2 separate regions of the Homo sapiens genome follow, and region 1 is linked to region 2. The links are chromatin contacts, found by Hi-C or POLR2A ChIA-PET in ENCODE. All regions are on one chromosome and are shown on one strand. Each heading gives the region's core, a stretch centred on a gene start or an enhancer-like site at or near the end of the contact. The rest is flanking DNA. Distances are from core to core; before and after follow the strand shown. Region 1 has its middle 63 kb from the start of ULK4. Region 2 overlaps XIRP1 (xin actin binding repeat containing 1).

Region 1 (3,251 bases), core at 181-2,680, 2.8 Mb after region 2:
TTTTTTTTTTTTGAGACGGAATCTCACTCTATTGTCCAGGCTGGAGTGCAGTGGCACAGTCTTGGCTCACTGCAGCCTCCGTCTCCCGGGTTCAAGCAATTCTCCTGCCTCAGCCTCCCGAGTATCTGGGGATTACAGGCGCCTGCCACCACGCCTGGCTAATTTTTATATTTTTAGTAGGGATGGGGTTTCGCCATGTTGGCCAGGCTGGTCTCGAATTCCTGACCTCAGGTGATTCGCCCTCCTTGGCCCCCCAAAGTGCTGGGATTACAGGCGTGAGCCACCGTGACCGGCTACTCCTGAGATTTCTAAGTGGAGATGTTTAGGGCAGTGGGACGTCTGGGCCTGACACTTCGAAGAGGGATAGGAGTTTGAGGCAAGGGTTTGGGGACCATTCCTGTGTAGTGATATCCATGTGTAGGAGAACTCACAGAGGAGTAGTGACTAGAGATTGGGAGAAGACCAGAATTGCTGGGGGAGGGAGTGTTCTTTTGGTGAAGGGTAGGGTTCACAGGGTTACTCTGCTGTGAGAGGCCAAGTGAGATAGAAGCTAAAATATCTTTTGGGTTTGTTTATACATAGTAGGTATGCAGATATTTCTAGTTGTATCATTTGGTTCTTTGTTTTTCAGAAGAGATGCTGGCTTAGCCTTGTAAACATCGCAGTTGCATAAAAGTATTTATGATAGTCCTTAAAATGCTGTAATTATCTTTGAAGTTTTATAATTTTGCAGTGTTTAACTTATGGCAGCAATAGCATTGGTATTTTAAATCAAAACAGAACACTGTCAAGGGTTACATAACTTATTCATGATATTAACAAGATATAAAGCACCATGTTTTTGTGTGTAACTGTTTAACAGTAGATGAAGTTAATGATTGCCCACTTTCAGCTAATCATATGATTGCTATTGAAATAAGTACTTGCTAGACAGGGATAGAATCTAGTAATTTGTTAGCTTCAGTACTTCATGCTTGCATACACACCCATGCTATTGTGTTACCAAGCCTGAGTTTTGAAATGTGGCGTTCTTTGTCTTTTTCTGGTGAATAAACCCCATACGTCTTACCATAGCCATTTGACTCTTCCTGGCTGTCAGGATGTGTTGCCCTGGACTGAGAGTGAGAGATCCCAGATTTTTCAGCTTCTCTTCCAATTGCTAGGGATACCACATCAGTGCCAACGTGAGTCTCCTCTTGTCACTTTCTGCTAGGCTTCCCCTTAGAAGCTGAAATTCTTTCCCTTCCTGATGCTAAGTTGCAGTTTCTTAAAATGCTAGAGAGCTTTTAAAAGCATACCGTGATGGGAATTAGTTTCAAAAGATTATACCAGAGGGGGTTAAAACTTGCCAACCTTGTAAAAACCTAACTTCTTTGTTTACGTCCTCCCTGCCCCGCTTTCTGCTGTGCTTGGTTTCCTCCTAGCAATATGCCTTGGTCAGGGGGAGAGTCTTCCTGTCAGACATAACTTCCCAGACCAGCACTCCTGGAGGGGCCTGTACCTCAGACCCTGGCAACGAGGCACGCTGGGGCACGCTGGCCTTTCGTTGTGGTGTAGAAAATTTTTCATTTGGAATTCCATTTTAAAAATAAGTATAGGGTTATTTATATCTTCTTACATTAATTTTGATAAGTTGTGTATTTTAAGGGCTTTATCCACTTTATCTAAGCTACTGAATTAATTGGCACAATTATTACTCTTTCAATGTCCATAAGACCTGTAGTGATGTCCCCATATTTTATTTCTGGTATTTGCCTTTCATGTTAAGAATGTGTCTGTTCAAAGGGAGAGGGGAAGGAGAAAAGAAGAATGTGTCTGTTCAAAGGACTGCTGGATCAGGGTAACTTAGCTCAAGAAAATGAGAAGGGGTGGTTTCTGGAAGGGGAGAATGAAAGCCGTGGAGGAAATAAAGCATGAATGTGGGGGAGGGCGGGGGCGGGGACTGCTTCTCTTGCTGGCTGCCTTCTCTCTCTGGAGAATCTGCTGGAGAAGGAGCAGTCACGTGGGTGGTGAGCTCATTAGGCTGGGGACACCAGCTGTGCTATTATTAGGGCTTTTAAAGTCCGTGGCAGATGTTCTTAGGCGGTGTTCCAGCCTTGTTCACTTCCCACATATGGCATGATACTGTACACAGAAAAAAGAGGGACTCTTTAACAAATAGCTTTTCCATGAAATGCATCACTATTTTTTTCCCATGAACTTTTTTCTTTTCTTTCTTCCTCTGTCTCTGTTTCTTTGTTTCTCTCTCTGCTGTTTGTTCTTTCTTCTTTCTCCGTTTATCTTTCTCCCTCTGTCTCTTTCTTGCTTTCCTCTATTTTTCTGTATTCTCATTCTCCCTGTCTCTCCCTCCATCCCTCCTTTCTATACTTCCTTCTTTTGTCCTTTGAGGCCCTTTTTATTTAATCCTTTGTGAAACTAGAAGAGGACTCAGAGGCACATGAAGAAAGTTTGTCTATTTTAGATTAAAAGTGAGCCTTAGCATTTCATAGAAAGTATAAGAAATGTGGGTAAGTCTCAGGGTGATCATATACTAGAGAATTTTTTTGACAAGAGCCTGTTTTGAATTGCGTGGTTAGCTTGCTGCCTCTTCACTCCTCTGGCACAGTGGTAGTTTTTGTACAGGATCGCTTTTACCTCAATGGACTGATAAGCTAGCCAGGGCACCGATTATTTTTACATACCAATTTGTGTGTTGTTTGTTTGGCTAATCACCTCTTCTGCAGCTGTTATCCTGGATCTCAGTGATCAAAGAGATCAGTGATCTCTTTTTTTTTTTTTTTTTTGAGACAGAGTCTCACTCTGTTGCCCAGGCTAGAGTGCAGTGGCATGATCTCAGCTCACTGCAACCTCTGCCTCCCAGGTTCAAGTGATTCTCCTGCCTCAGCCTCCCGAGTAGCTGAGACTACAGGCACGTGCCACCACGCCTGGCTAATTTTTGTATTTTTAGTAGAGATGGAATTTCACCATGTTGGCCAGGCTGGTCTTGAACTCCCGACCTCAGGTGATCTGCCTGCCTCGGCCTCCCAAAGTGCTGGGATTACAGGCGTGAGCCACTGCGCCTGGCCAGTGATCAACTTTTGTCAGTAAGCTTCCATGTGTAGACCCTCCTTCTCCCCTCATATTTATAGTAACCCATGTCTTAGCTTGGAGTTATAGGGTATAATCAATATCAAATTTACTTAAATAACTGCTCTGGTAGACTGACTTTCTACAGGAAATGGGCTCTTATGTGAATGTAACCTCAATGTATA
Region 2 (3,609 bases), core at 252-2,751:
GGACAGTCATGGGGACAGAGAAAGGCAGTGCATTTGGCTTCTAGGGACATGCTGATTGCTGACTCTTTGGGTGACCTTTGGGCCACCAGATGACCAGCTGAATGATGGAGATGGTGATGAAGGGGCTGGCGGCCAGGTCCTTCTGGAGACCTCACAGTGATTCCAAACAGAGACCAACGCTGTGTCCAGTTGGCTCTGTTCCTCTCCAGGGATTAAGGAGCAGATGGCTGGGAACACTCAGACTAATTAAAGAAATAAAAACTCTGGGTAGAGGGACACTCTGGGGGGCTCCAATTCAGGCAGTGGTGTGCAAATTCACACATGTCGATGCGTGGGCCAGGCCTGTGTGAAAAACATGTGTGTGTCTGTATATATTACATCCTCCACAAGCAGCTGGGAGCCCCCATCCTACCCCCACGCCTGTGCAACTCTGTGGGCCTCTTCCAGACCTTTCTTTTTCCATTTGGAAGAACTGGGCCTATTGAAAGAACTGCGAAAGGGAAATGGCCCACAGTAATCCTCTGAAGATGCCATTTCCTCTTGGTCCTTGCTCCAGTGTACAGGAGGCAGGTACCCACTTCAGTCCTGGGGCAGTGGAGGCCAGGAACAGGTGGCAGGTGTGGTGGGAGGCGGTGGGCCTCACTGGGCAGCTGGCTGGGAGTAGCTGCAGGACACCTGCACCGTCTCAGCTTCTGTCAGGTCACTGCTGAACCCAGCTGGGCTGTGCAGGAACTGCCTCAGCAAGGGGGAGGCGTGGAGCCCGAGGTGGGAGCCTGGGTTCCTGGGTGGCTCTGCCTGCTCGGTGACTGTGGTGGAAGACATGAGGACTGTGTTCCCAAACTGGTCCACCTCCTCATACTGTTCAGTCACGGTTCTCATGGCTCCATAGTGTTGTGAGCTCCCTGGCCCCGTCTGTAGCTCCAGAACACTCTTTTGCCACCCTCTGGGCAGGGGACTGGCTGAGGGAGGGGCAGGTTCAGGTTGCACAGAGCACTGGGTGATGTCCTTCTTCCCAGTTTTGTCTTGGACACCTTTCTGGTGGAGCAGGGCCTGGCCTATGTCCTGAGCCAGTTGTGTGCTTTTCACTGAGACATCAGGGTTGCCCTTAAAGCTGGGAGTCTCTAGAGGCTTCCTTGTGGCCGACTGGATGGAGATAAATGTTGGGGAGGAGGGAGAATCTCGGCTGGAAGGTAAAACCCGAGGAGGGCACAAATACTCTCTTGATGTCTCCTGCCTCCTGGTGGAAGGGGCAGTTGAGGCTGTGTGACCTCTGGCCTCTGTGTGATTTCTGATCTTGACTTGACTCTGGGCCTCAGTGTGGCATTCAACCTTGGCTTGGTTCTTGACTGCAGTTTGACCTCCGACCTCCTGGCCTGAGCCACTGGGCCTGGCGCTACTGCTGACTGTGACACTGATCTTGTGGGCACTGTGGTCTTTTGGAGGTCCCTGGAAATGGCCTCTGGCACTGGCCTCAGGCTGGAGGCTAGACATGGAGCTGAGTGCCTTGTGCACAGCCTCTTCAATGTCCAGCAGCCTTGCCAAGGTCTGTTCCTTCAGTTGAGCAACTTCCGTGCTGACCCGTGTCAGCTCCCCAAAGGCCTGCTCCACTGAGGCCTCGGGCTTTTGGTGGGCAGCAGGAGCCTGAGGAGCAGCCCCTCCCAGCTGGGGCACGGCCTCAAAGAGCCTCCGCAGGGCCTGCACGTCCACACTGCTTGCGGCCTCCTTCTCCAGGGCTTGCACCTGGTTCAGGAGGCCCTGGAGCTCTTTCTGGTTTCTTTGCAGACTGTCAGGGCTCTCAGGGGCCCCTTGGTGGGAACCTTCCATGGGCTGCTCTCCTGAGGGGCCGGGGCCCCACTGTGGTGAGGTGGGATCATGGTTGAGGGCATTGAGCTTGGGGGGCTCAGAGCTCTGGGCATTGCTGCCTGTAGCCTGATTCTTGGTGGGCCTGGGGGCCGTGGTGCTGAGGCCATGTTGTAAGCTGGGCTGGCTATGTCCACTGGGACATCTGGCCAGAGGTATGTGGCCCTGGTCTACAGTAGTGGGAACCTTGGCTGGCTGAGGGATGGCTGTATCTCTCTCACCTCGTTGGTGTTCTCTTTGCCCCACCTCCGAGGAAAAGCTGGGAGATAGAGGCAAGGGCTTGGGCAGCCTCTGAGGAGGGTGGCTCTGGGTTAGGTGTGCAGGTTTAGGGGGCAGCTGCGGCTTCTTCTTTGGGGGCATGGTGGGGTCCAGTTTTGGGGTCTTTGTCTGTGACCCTCCAGGGGTTCTCTGGCCAGCAGGGCTGCTGTGGGAGTGAAGAAGGGGGTCCTTCAGGGGCTCAGAGGCTTGCTGGATGGAGTCCTCAGCACGGTGGGCTCCAGCTGGAAAGTCAGGTCCTGTCACAGCAGCTGGGAGAGTAGGAGGAGGAGGAACAAAGGCATTATGGGGGTGCGGGCTGGCACCTGCAGCTTGGGGCCCAGAGGCCAGAATGTGGCGGCCTAGAGGGGCAGTCTTCAGGGTGGTCTCTGCAGCTTGGAGGCCCCCTGGGCAGACTTCTGCCATCGCCTTCCCTGGTGGCCCCCAGGCCATCTGTGTGCAGCCCCCAGGCTCCTCCCGCCCTGGCCCAGTACTCTGACCTGGGCCTCCCTGGAGTGGGCGGGGAGCCTGGACTGAGAGGGCAGTCTCCCTGTGCCTTGACTGGGGTTCCCTCTGAGAAAGCTGGACACCCCCAGGTGGGTCAAAGGTCCTCACGGGATGAGCGGTGTAGATGCCATCCTGAATTGTCACCCACCCCCCAGGCAGCCCTCTGGGTAGTGCTTGCTCTTCCCTACTGACCTTTCTGGGGGCTGCTGGGATCCGGGGATCACTTCCACCCCCAGGCCTTATGTTGCTTTGGGTAGCCCCAGCTTTCCGAAGACCGTCCTGGATGGGGTTGGAAGTGGCTGTTGGGGTGGGGCCCTGCTTGTGCTTGTTCAGAACTTGCTGGTGCAGGCTCTGGGCTTCAGCTGTTGCCATCCGCAGACTCTGCATGGCGGCCAGGAGGTCTGGGGCCCCAGGCCCCGGAGGGGTAGTCGTGGCTCCTTCTGACTTTCCCAAGACTGCCATCCCTTTCTGTCCAGAGTGACTGTCTTCCTGCTTTTCTGTGTTTTGCAATTGGGCTGGTGCTGCAGCTTCCCCAGCCAGAGGGACTGCCTTTCCAATGGCCTGAGGAGGGCAAGGGGTGGCCCCTGAGGCTCTCAGATGCCCCATCCCCATGCTGGGGTCCAGTGGGGGAACATGGATGATGCTCTCAGTTGGGTGCAGGCTCTGGGCCCCCTCGCTGGCTGGCACTGGACTCGGGTCAGCCGGGGGCTCCCACCGCAGACTGTGCAGGCCACTCAGGTCTCCTTTATCTATGCAGCTGGCCAACAGCTGCACGCTGCTCCTCTCAGAGGCCTTGCTAGTTAGCCGGGGCTGCAGAGAGTAGGCAGTCAGTGCGACCAGGCCCTGCTCTGTCTCCTGCATCACCAGCCCAGTCCTTGCCACGGAGGTCCCAAGACCGCAAGCCAGCAGCTGCTGGAGCTCAGGGTCCATGTCTTCAATATTCCCACTGCTGCCTGGAGTTGGCAGCCTCAGCGGCTTGAGTTGGAG

What was found. Hi-C counts contacts between places; a loop is a spot of excess contacts on that map. ChIA-PET counts read pairs that join two places held with the same protein, here RNA polymerase II (POLR2A). Pooled maps may share reads with other maps.
Region 1: a map of gastrocnemius medialis shows a loop between it and region 2 (9-fold over the local background). The contact joins two enhancer-like sites. A Hi-C loop is called at or near these places in 1 of 168 maps with a recorded cell type or tissue (gastrocnemius medialis) and 1 of 50 pooled maps. POLR2A ChIA-PET finds 5 or more read pairs at or near these places in 1 of 52 experiments (PC-9).

The regions. Positions count from the first base shown.
Region 1 is chr3:42,023,760-42,027,010 of GRCh38, forward strand. It overlaps a transcript of TRAK1 not described here. Among named protein-coding and RNA genes, the nearest start is that of ULK4, 63 kb to the left of the region's middle. RefSeq lists an enhancer at 579-1,497. Within about 2 kb of position 1,431, at least 30 of the 41 ENCODE cell types and tissues checked have a DNase peak (open chromatin) inside an H3K27ac peak, as active enhancers do; they include gastrocnemius medialis, where a contact is called at or near this core.
Region 2 is chr3:39,183,275-39,186,883 of GRCh38, forward strand. It overlaps XIRP1 (xin actin binding repeat containing 1), which reads right to left. Exons shown (of 2, transcript NM_194293.4): 2 at 1-3,609. The coding sequence ends at 640. Among named protein-coding and RNA genes, the nearest start is that of XIRP1, 7.5 kb to the right of the region's middle. Within about 2 kb of position 1,502, at least 5 of the 41 ENCODE cell types and tissues checked have a DNase peak (open chromatin) inside an H3K27ac peak, as active enhancers do; they include gastrocnemius medialis, where a contact is called at or near this core.